Linked DNA regions of Homo sapiens: region 2 is linked to region 1. Evidence: chromatin loops called from intact Hi-C (ENCODE). Cell type or tissue: ascending aorta. All regions are shown on one strand. Each heading gives the region's core, and the rest is flanking DNA. Links, peaks and the distances in the headings are about the cores only.

Evidence for each region. Hi-C counts contacts between places; a loop is a spot of excess contacts. Peaks named below come from ENCODE experiments on the same cell type or tissue, not always from the same donor. Only the 100,000 strongest peaks of a DNase experiment are listed, where the experiment ranks them.
Region 2: it touches region 1 in a loop (2.2-fold over the local background); 3 of 110 quality-filtered maps call a loop at or near these places.

Annotation. Positions count from the first base shown.
Region 1 is chr15:48,798,963-48,804,347 of GRCh38, reverse strand. All of the region lies in intron 2 of CEP152 (centrosomal protein 152), which reads left to right. Among named protein-coding and RNA genes, the nearest start is that of CEP152, 9.4 kb to the left of the region's middle. In ascending aorta, for the core only: a CTCF peak has its summit at 3,103 (motif pointing right); no DNase peak of the experiment used is centred there.
Region 2 is chr15:48,490,415-48,495,799 of GRCh38, reverse strand. FBN1 (fibrillin 1) reads left to right here. Exons shown (of 66, transcript NM_000138.5): 21 at 212-331; 22 at 540-677; 23 at 1,546-1,596; 24 at 3,214-3,339. Among named protein-coding and RNA genes, the nearest start is that of FBN1, 150 kb to the left of the region's middle. In ascending aorta, for the core only: no CTCF peak of the experiment used is centred there; a DNase peak (open chromatin) is centred at 2,199; H3K27ac peaks cover 2,978 bases.

The DNA.
Region 1 (5,385 bases), core at 270-5,269:
ATAGAAAACTGGCAACTTGCTGGATTTGGTTCAGACAGGTATTGTTGGTTGCAGAGTGCTTTTAAAAAATTGAATCTGTATTTGAAGATGGGAAAATTTTATGCAGCACTGCAGAGTCTCTGGCTTATCTAAAAAACATCCAAAGCCCTGGCCACACCTGGCCTGTATTTGCACATGGCAGCAGGCGGGCTGGAACTGAGCAGTGGCTCTCCTTCCCCAGCTGGCCACAGTCCCCACTTCTCACACAGACATGGGCTTATGCACTCAGACCTGCCTGCTTCACTCTGGTAAATTCTCTGCCAGGGCCCTGAGGGCATTTGAGTTTATGACCCTGGTGAGGGTTTCCGGATTTTGGCAGGGCCCCTCACAACAATTGTGGCAAGGATGGGAATGAGGATTTTCTGTTACTTTGAACCTGCAGCATGAGGTATTCATGACTGGGCTTGGATAGTTGGCTGGGGTTTAGCCACTGGGATTCTTGAGAAGGTCAGTTTAAATAATCACTACTGTAAAGAAGAAAAAATATTTTGACAGGTGATTTTTCATTGAGAAATATATTAGAGAGATAGGTCTGCCAGTGTATTGTGTGGTTAAAATTTTAGAGGGGATACTAGTTAAGGAGGCAATTAATTCTAGATAATATAGAAAACAGCTATTTGGGATCACCTCTTTGATAGATTGTATGCTGGGATAGGGAATTTCAGGGGAAAAGTTGTTCTTGAAAGATCAAGTATCTAAGAATGAGTATTTCTAGCAGAGTGGAAGGATATATAGCTGAATTGACTCTAACATGATGATTATGGTTAAATTTGTAAAAAACTTCATGTTAATAAAAATATTTTTACTTTAAAAAATAATTGCTGCAAGGGAAAAAGTGAGATGAGAGGCTAGAGAGGTTCAAATTTTAGTAACAAACTTCGGAACTGTTCACAAATCTTCAGCTGTATGTATACTTTGTCACTACAAGTTAAAGTAATAAATTGGGTGGTCAAACCCAAGCTTGAATGCATATCTAGAAGGTTTTTTTTAACTGTCTCAGTCTTCCTGACCCAGCAATAGCCAAATGGTTCACAGCCTTAAGAGATTAAAGAAAAAAAGCTGTTTTATCCTGTCTACCTGGTTGGTAGCTTTGGGACTGTGGCTTTGGGATTGTGGCTAGGTTATAACTGTTAGCAGTGGGCTAATGCATATTGCTTTCTCTACTTAGTGAATCACTTTGTGTTCAAGTTGCTGATGTGGGAGGAATGCCTTTATCCCTGATGATGTGCTATAAGGCTTACCAGGCATACCACATCTGACTCATAGTCTACCCTGCTAAGGGTTTGTGAGAGCCTGTCTTGGTACATGGTTGGATAGTCCTGATTTTCACTGCCTGGGATGAAAGGCTAGTTGCTAATACAGCATGTTTTTCCAAGCTGTGTTTAATTTTGTTGTTTTGGTGCCAGTTGGGATTTTGTCCACATGGGCCCATATCCCAATGAATACACCATTCCAACCTTCATGCCATCCTAATGAGCAGCTTTACAATTATGATTTTGCTTTTTCCATTTCTATTCTCTCCATTGTTTGTATTGAAGGTCAAAGGGAGAAAGTGCCTTTAACATTCAGAAAAAGGAAAGGATTTAGTAAATACTTTATTCAATATTTAGAGGATATTTAGACCAGTGGATCTCAAGCCAGAGACCATCACAAATATACCCATATTTTGGGAAAAAAAAAAGCAAGAATTTTTTAGAAACGTCCTATAATGTATTTCTAAAGTGCTACAACTCTTAATGGTACATTAGTAAAAGTTGGCCCACTGTGAGTCAAGGCATAAAGGCATAGTAGAGAGGTACATAAACCACAGCTTCTCACAGTGTTTCAACTGAAACTCTCATCTCTTAAAAATAGTCGACAGAGCAGATTAGGGTGTAGATCAGTGAGAGTGATGACATCATAGAGATATGTATCGTCAGTTAATATCAATTAATTGTCACACATTACTTATGTTTCTCCTAACTAACTGGAGGGCATTATTTTCTGATTGTACCACTTGAGAGCTGCTGGTAATACTTGTCCTTCTTGCTAAGAAGGAGATATCATCCAAAGCAAACTTTTCTTTATAAAGCTGTCCCAGAAAATAATTCAGAAGCTCTTGTATTAACTCACTCATAATGTAACAATATGACTTTGCAAAAATGCTTTTCACCTAAGTCTCTATACTTGTGATTGCACAGTTGGATATTACAGAGATATAGTTCTTTTTTTTTTTTTTTGAGATGGAGTCTCGCTCTGTTGCCCATGCTGGAGTGCAATCACGGGATCTTGGCTGACGCTGCCTCCCGGGTTCAAGCGATTCTCCTGCCTCAGCCTCCCAAGTAGCTGGGATTAGAGGCATGCACCACCATGCCTGGCTAATTTTTTTTGTATTTTTAGTAGAGACAGGGTTTTGCCATGTTGGCCAGGCTGGTCTTGAACTCCTGACTTCAGGTGATCCAACTGCCTCGGCCTCCCAAAGTGCTGTGATTACAGGTGTGAGCCACTGCACCCAGCCCCAGATAAAGGTCTTTTTGTAATAGGCATGCTTGTTATAAGCCTCTCAGTTGTTGGTAAAGCCACAGCTTAAACAAGATTGCCATTTTGGACTCTCACAGTCAGCTGGAGTAGACATGTACTTTCTGCAGTGTCACCAGAAGTAGCTCTGTGATTGTTGTTGGTTCCAGATAGTAAAATTATCTATTTATGTGTGTATATATTCTGGAGCTGGTGATTTGGGGCAGAAATACTTGGTAATCTATGATATCAAGATAATATTTGCTGATGATGGATCATTTAGTGTTGACGGGTCATTTAGTGATGACATATTTGAAAATGATCTTGAGTAGAAAGGTAGATGGTTTAGGTAGCAGGTGGCAGATAGAAACTTGCACTTGGCAATACTGACTTGGTTTTTATAGTGGTACTTCTCTAATAGAATAATAAAGCTCCATTGAGCTCAGCATCATGTATTTTAGAGGCAAGGTTTCCATTGCATAGCCTTTCTTCCACTTTTTAACTGCCTTGTTTGATGTAATTGCGGAAGCATTTTGATATTTTGTTTCCACTAGAGGGAGTTGTAAAGCTAGTATTTGTTTACATTTAGCGTGTATCCATGAAAGCATTATTTAATAATTCATATTTGAAAATATCAGAATCTTTTTAGAAGCGTACTAAGAGGTCACCTGTTCAAAGGGAATATGACCGTTAGGTATTCCATTTGCTACCCTTTCTCTTGGGAGAAGATTATTGTATGGTTTGTAACTTGAGGCCTCTTGCCTTCATGAATATTGAGGATTATAGGCTCTGAAGATAATCTGTTTAGTTAATTTAAGTTGAAAATCCTAACAAAAGGTTTACATGTTCTCTGTTTTACATTTGCCCCTGAATGTAGGCTTTTGTATGTTCTACATGGGTTATTGCAAAGTGTTTTGTTAACAAAGTTCTTTGAGTAAAATGCTCTCTTTTTTTTTCTTTTTAAGAAAGAAACATGAAGTAGAAAAGGAGGGGAGTTTATAGAATGATTCTGAATTTATTTCAACTGAAGCCTTAGAGTGGCAAATTATCTTTCTTACAGGGAAGGTATCTGTTAAATTTTTAAACTCGGTTAATACACAGTAATATCCTGTTGAGATTGCTGCTTGCTGCCAAAAAGCAGTCTGATGAATTTTAAATTAATGAGTGGTATTAAATCTTATCACTTATAAGGATTGTTATTTCTGTTCTTGAATCTGTATTTGGAAGTTTGATAGATCTTTAATGAGGAAAATTTATAGTTTCTAAATTTCTGTATTTGGTAACATGCATATCTAGATACGGCAATTTTGTGTTTTATTGCACAAGGTTAGTGACCAAAGGGCAATTTGACAATGTATATGAGGAGGGCACACTTTGATCCTGGGAAATGGAAACACTGGAGGTGGAATTTTGTTCCTGAATGGCCTTATTTAGGAGGACTTCATTTAGCTTTTCTCTGCCCTGAAACTTACAGAAGCCAGGGAATATGACCCAGCTATGCCAAAGAACTTGATGGATAAATTTTTTGAAGATCAATTTTAAAATGTTAGCATATATGTAAAATATCTTGCAAGACTCTGAATACTATAGGGATGATTTTGCTAGTTGATGTTTATGTATGTATCCAGAAGCATTTTGATTAGCTGATTGCTTATACTCAAATTAATTTTTCTCTGTGGATGCCAATTTTGTGGTGTCACAAAGCTACAATAACTGCTGAATTATTATGTAGTTTTTTGTTTTTGTGCGGGGAAAACAATGTACTCTTCAGATGTCCCTGTCAAGGCGCCCCTGAATTTTAAGGCTATGTACTTGAACCTTACTGAAGGTTTACAAGAAAATATTCTTTCTGTTCAGGAGTCTTTACTTAATGTAAGTATAAAAGATTTGTTTTATTTTTCCTTGTGTAACATGTGGGGGTAGTCTTTTTCCTTAAAGCAGTGATGCATAATTCTAGACAACAAGTGGTGCTACTTTTAAAAGACCTCATAGATGCAACTTTTTTCTCTAGTGCATTTGTGTCTTTGTAGAATTGCTTTGCTACCTTTCATTTGAGGCATGTCTTGTACAAATATGTTGATGTGTTCTGTTTTGTTTTTCATGTTGTGTCTTTTGTATTTCTTGTTTTTTATATCTCTCAGTCAACTCTGATATGGCTAATTCTCAAAATGATTTTTCAAGTACCTTGCATGTGGAGATGAGCATTTAATGAGGGTCTTGTGTGTTAATGTTAGCGTTAAAAGATTTAAAGATGAAGATAACTTTTCATTGAAGAAAATATCTTTCTCTTGTTGCATCTTTAGATGACAAATGGATTGAGAAACCCTTTAAAAAAAACCCATCCAGTGAATATGAGAAATAAATATAGAGTGAGGAAGTATTCCCACCCACCTCCAACATACTCTGTTCCCATTCCCAAATTTTATTTCACCAAAGCTCAGTTAAGAATTTGGGGCATTCCTTTCAGACCTTCCATAAAATATATTTATTTAACTTTTACTATACATATTTTGTTTAAGAAACTTTTTTTTTTGGTAATTCTTAATATAATACTCAGATATGTTTTATGGACACATTCCATTTCTTTTGTACTAATGACAGGTAAAGTGGAAAAAAAATGCTATAGACCAGGGAGCATCTCATTTTTTTTTTCCTGAAAGGTTTTACAAAGTATTTAAAGTCTTTAAAATCCACTTGCACAATGTTATGGGGTTTGATTTATGTCCTTTGGAGGGATTTAATCAAGCTGTCAATTAAACTGGTGCTTAGTTTCTTAAAGAGAAGTAATTAGAAACAGTTTCCCTAAAAAGTATTTAGTAACATAATATTTGATCTTCTAATTGTTACATA
Region 2 (5,385 bases), core at 73-5,072, 310 kb after region 1:
AGCCAAGTCCCGTATTCTATACTATAGAGATGTACTAGTCTATACTATAGAGTTATTATTTTGGCATTCCATCTAGTGTAGGAAAAACTATTTAGCCCAGCTTTACTGTGTGGGATTAAGGATATGTAGTAGCAATTGGGGTCAAAGTTGAAGTACTCTTTTAGGCCCAAGACTAGATTTTAGCAGTAATGTAGACCTGTTTTTGTTTCAGACATTGATGAATGCGAATCAAGTCCTTGCATTAATGGAGTCTGCAAGAACAGCCCAGGCTCTTTTATTTGTGAATGTTCTTCTGAAAGTACTTTGGATCCAACAAAAACCATCTGCATAGGTATTTATCTTTCTGAGAATGATTTTTCTATGTTTATCAATGTTGTTATACTTAATGTCAGCTTTTCCTGCAAAAGAATTTAAGTATGGATGAACAATATTAAAAACTTCATTATTCCTTGTTTCAAATGCTATTTTTGTCTATAATTCCAAGGTGTATGTTTGAATTTTTATATAGATTCTATTAAATATTATTCCCTCCTCTGCAGAAACCATCAAGGGCACTTGCTGGCAGACTGTCATTGATGGGCGATGTGAGATCAACATCAATGGAGCCACCTTAAAGTCCCAGTGCTGCTCCTCCCTCGGTGCTGCGTGGGGAAGCCCGTGCACCCTATGCCAAGTTGGTAAGAGAAACCCATGCTGTGGTTCCTATACCACTCCAATGGTCTTTGCATAAAAAGGGGAAGCCTAGTATTTCATTTATCTAGGCTCACATGAGAATTTTCAAAGATTTAATCCTGATGGCCCCGAACATATTGCTGAATGGGAAATAAGAAGTGTCAAATTTTATGTGATTTTGTTCATTTATTATTTTCTATCTTCACATTGTAATGTGGTTAGTTTGTGTTGCTTCCCTGGAGCACCAGTGCCTGCCAGCTCTCTTGGGAACCTTGTGGTTAGGGGTTCTGAGCTTTTTATAGGTACAGATTATCTTTCAAAAAGCTAATTGATGTAAAGAAACCGGTATTCATGACTAAACTTCATAAGGGTTTCTGGTGAACTTCTAAATCTGTTGGGAACTTGAGGTTTGAGAACCTTGCTCATGGTTTTGCTGATTTAATGTTTAAATATATAAATGTGTAAATTTATGTGAATGCTGGAGGCCATGAGATCTCCAAATTATAGACTTGAGTTTTCTATATTCAGGTTAAAGTAATTCTATAGTGTGATTCCTATTTTCAGGTGAACAGCAAGAGAGAAAGCTACCTTCAGTTTCCCTCTTAGCTATCACTTTAACATGATCTATAGGGCACGTCTGTGTCTTTTGGAGTATCTTAGTGGAATTGAGCTTTATTTGAGGAGACATTTCATTACTGTTCTTCCTCACCTATGCAATCGCAGAAACATTTTGTTATCTCATACTTATAGCAACACAATCTACTTCATGTTCCAGGTCATCTTTCATGTTTCTTACACTATGTCAGAACTGCAAAGTCTGGATATTGTTATCTCAAATTTGTTTTCTGTTTTGTTTTTCGCTTTTTATTACAGATCCCATATGTGGTAAAGGGTACTCAAGAATTAAAGGAACACAATGTGAAGGTATTTCTGATTACTTATAAACCATACATTTTTGTGTGCATAATGAATGTTTGTGTTAACTCGGACTGGATAAAGCTGTCATATAACTTCACAGGGAGAAATATGCAGCAGAGAAAAAAAATAATGAGAACTACAAAACGGAACAGCTGTTAATTTCACAAGCATATATATACTGTTGCTAGTGTCAGAACGCTATGTCCAAAGGACAGGGTGGGTGGCTGAAAATGTTTTAGGTTGATCGCAGTTTAGAGAGACTGCACTTTCAAAATGCTATCAGGAAGAGAAAAACAGGAAGTTTTTGATGAGTCTGTAAAATTTGCCTTTCTTTGGTTTGTCCTGGCATTTTTTATTTGTTTGTTTCACAGTCATGGGTGATTTAGAAGGACACATTCTGTTTTCTCTTTGTTGAAAGTCTGCATGGAGTTTCTTCAGTTTGCTGTGATTCTTTCTCCTGGAGTTTCAGATAGACATAGGTCATGGTGACTAACACAACCTGACATGACACAGCAGCTGAAAAATTTTAAAAACAGCAATTAGTCCCATATGTGGGATGAAATGAAGTTTTTTCCCTGTTAAAACAAAGAGGCACACTACAACCCCCACCCAAGGTCTTGCTTTCCAAATGATGACTGAATCCTTTGGCCTTTCTCTGGTCCAGACCCGCTGTTAATAACTTATCTGACCTCAGCAGCATATTTTGTTGTACAAGTGGCCAAAACAAAACAAAAAACCCAAAAAGGTAGATTCCACCCTCTCCCCATTGATCTCTCTTACAAGGAAAGATTCAGAATATTTTTTCAACATTCCTGTTGTGGAAAGTTATTTCTTCTAAATAGAGACACAGTGTGTATGAGTTTCTTAGCTAATGTTCCCCCCTCTTTTTTTTTTGGCATTGGCAAGTAAGTGCCTTTCTTTTGATTAACTTGGTGGTGAATACTTTTCCAAATTAAGTGCAGAGAACATATTGCTCTCCATTAGGCAAACTGGGAAGGACTGGTACATTTGAGAGAGATTGGATGAATGATGAATGAATGAACATGAGTATCTTTTAATTCCCCTCAACCCAAGCTGAGACCAAAGCATGGACAGAACAGCCTGAGACCATGGCTGAGTTAGAATTGATTGTACATTTTCTGGTGATTTATCAGAACTTCTTAAAAGAGACCCTTCACTGGCCCACATATTCCTTGGTGGGATATTTTTCTATGCTGAACTTCAAGCTGTTTCTTCTTTGCTAGTTTGAAAAACCAGGTTTTTGCTTCTCTACTCATTTCCAGACATCTGGTCTCATAAAGCAAATTATATTGCTGGGAACCTTACCTGAAATGTCCGCAGCTACCAGAGCTGTCTCCAAGAACTCACACCAGCTGCCTGTCTCTACAACTCAAAAGTTATTCCCTGAAACCAATGGAGAAACTCTTACATATTTAGTAATAGGTGGGCTCGTTCTGGTTGCTATTCAGGCACCCTAGAAATTCTACACAAACTACTTGTAGGCAAACTAGTTTTATGAACTTACCAGGTTCAAAATGGGGAATAATTATGACTCTATGAGTAGAATAAGGTAGAATGATATTATAAAGATATATTAACTTTATACTTTTTTTTTCTTTTTAGATATAGATGAATGTGAAGTGTTCCCAGGAGTGTGTAAAAATGGCCTGTGTGTTAACACTAGGGGGTCATTCAAGTGTCAGTGTCCCAGTGGAATGACTTTGGATGCCACAGGAAGGATCTGTCTTGGTAAATACTGAGCTCATTATTTTTCTAATAATAATTTATTAACGATTATTAAAAATGAAGTTAACAAGATATAGCTGAGCACTTAGCTTCAGGTACAGACACACACTCCAAAATTCAGCATGTCCGATAGGGTCCATGGCCACTCCTTTGACAGTCTTTCAAATAGTAAGCAGCAACTGTAGTTTCTGTTGATATGCAACTATTCCTTAAATCACTAGCATCACAGTTATTTTTCCAGAGCTCTTAAATCGGCCCCATATGCCGTGAACTATAAAATACAAGCTGAGTGGTGGAGAAAAGAACAATATTTGCACATATTTGGAAACTGTAGCCCATGTCTTCTAAGCATACCCTGACATTGGCCAGAAGGACAGGTCCTTGCAAAAACACCTGTGGAGATCAGGAGTGAAGATGCCACTCCCCTGAAAAGTGAACCTGAGAAAGCTCAGCCCAGGGTAGGTATCACTGCTAGTCATAGTGGGATATTCTGTGCCAACTGCTAGAGCCCAAATGGGATCCTCTAGCCAAATTGTCTCACCCCAACCCTAAGTCCTTAGAACTCTAAGTCCTAAGTCCCTATGGGCTCGTGATAGTGGCAAGTTTGAGATCGCACATCTCATGCATCTAAGGTCTGGCAGACTTATTCTGGTGTTACTACTATGGCTTCTGCCTGCCTAGAGTATATCCCTTGGATCACTGGTTTCTGAGTTCATGACTCTGGAAATGATGCTTACCTGTACTTTGCATCTGAAACCACATTACTTTGAAGTGTAGGCTCAGTGAAGACTATTGTAGGTAGTTAAAAAAGTGGGCCGGGTGCGATGGCTCACGCCTGTAATCCCAGCACTTCGGGAGGCCGAGGCAGGTGGATCACGAGGTCAGGAGATCGAGACCATCTTTGCTAACATGGTGAAACCCCGTTTCTACTAAAAATACAAAAAAAGTAGCCAGGCACGGTGGCGGGCACCTGTAATCCCAGCTACTCGGGAGGCTGAGGCAGGAGAATGGCATGAACCCGGGAGTTGGAGCTTGCAGTGAGCCGAGATAGTGCCACTGCAGTCCGGCCTAGGCAAAAGAGTGAGACTCCGTCTCTAAAAAAAAAAAAAGAAAAGAAAAAGAAAAAGAAAGTGGTATACAGTGAAGGATTTTGATCACTTACGAATTAGAATTAACAAACCTTTAAATATTGAACTTTATAGTTTATAGTGTAAATAAATAATATGGAATGGAACCGGGAATTCAAAGCCAAAAGTATTTTTGTAATTAAGGATGTCAGTTAATGCTATTCTGAGTCTTAGTTTATTTGTTTAGGAAGAATCAGTATTTAATGAGAATCTTCTTCTAGGTTCTTCAGTTGAAAGATGCTTCAGTGTTTAATTTAGGATTCACTTAAAAATAATTTATCTTAATATGGGCAGTCTGAATATAAAGCTGAATATAAAGACTTCAAAAACTTTCTAACGTTAGAGGAAACCCAGGGAGTTAGATATATTGTTAATGACCCCATTGTGAAGGAGAAAGAGAAGGAAGATACATCTTACATTTCAATTACACTTCATTATTTTCAGATGCATAATCTCAGTTGAGCTTCACAGAACCTTCTGAGAGATGAGTGCAACATCCTGTAACAGATGTGGAAATTCAGGTTTAGGATAATTTATTGAAGACAATCCACTGAGTTACAGAAGAGGACCAAAATCCAGCTCTTCTGACCTCTGCTCTGCTAGGCTTTCTGCTCTTCTTTATAATCCCATGAATTTGGGTTTGGGGCTAGAGGTATCCCACAAGTACCTTGAAGAATGTGCCCTTAAGCACGTGTTTAGGTGAAAGAAATATTTGAGAAGTAAAGTGAATGGCTTTTCTTTGCATTTTTCTCTTTAATCTCAAGTAAAGCAGTCCTCTTTCCAGAGTTCATCATTCCACCTTTCCAAAAATGAAGTGGGTCGGAGGAAAAGGTGATTGCACTAGGGCAGACACGCTCCAACAATAAAGAGTACAGTTGGCTTTTAGCTGTGGAGGACATGCCAAGACATCATGGCATGCACG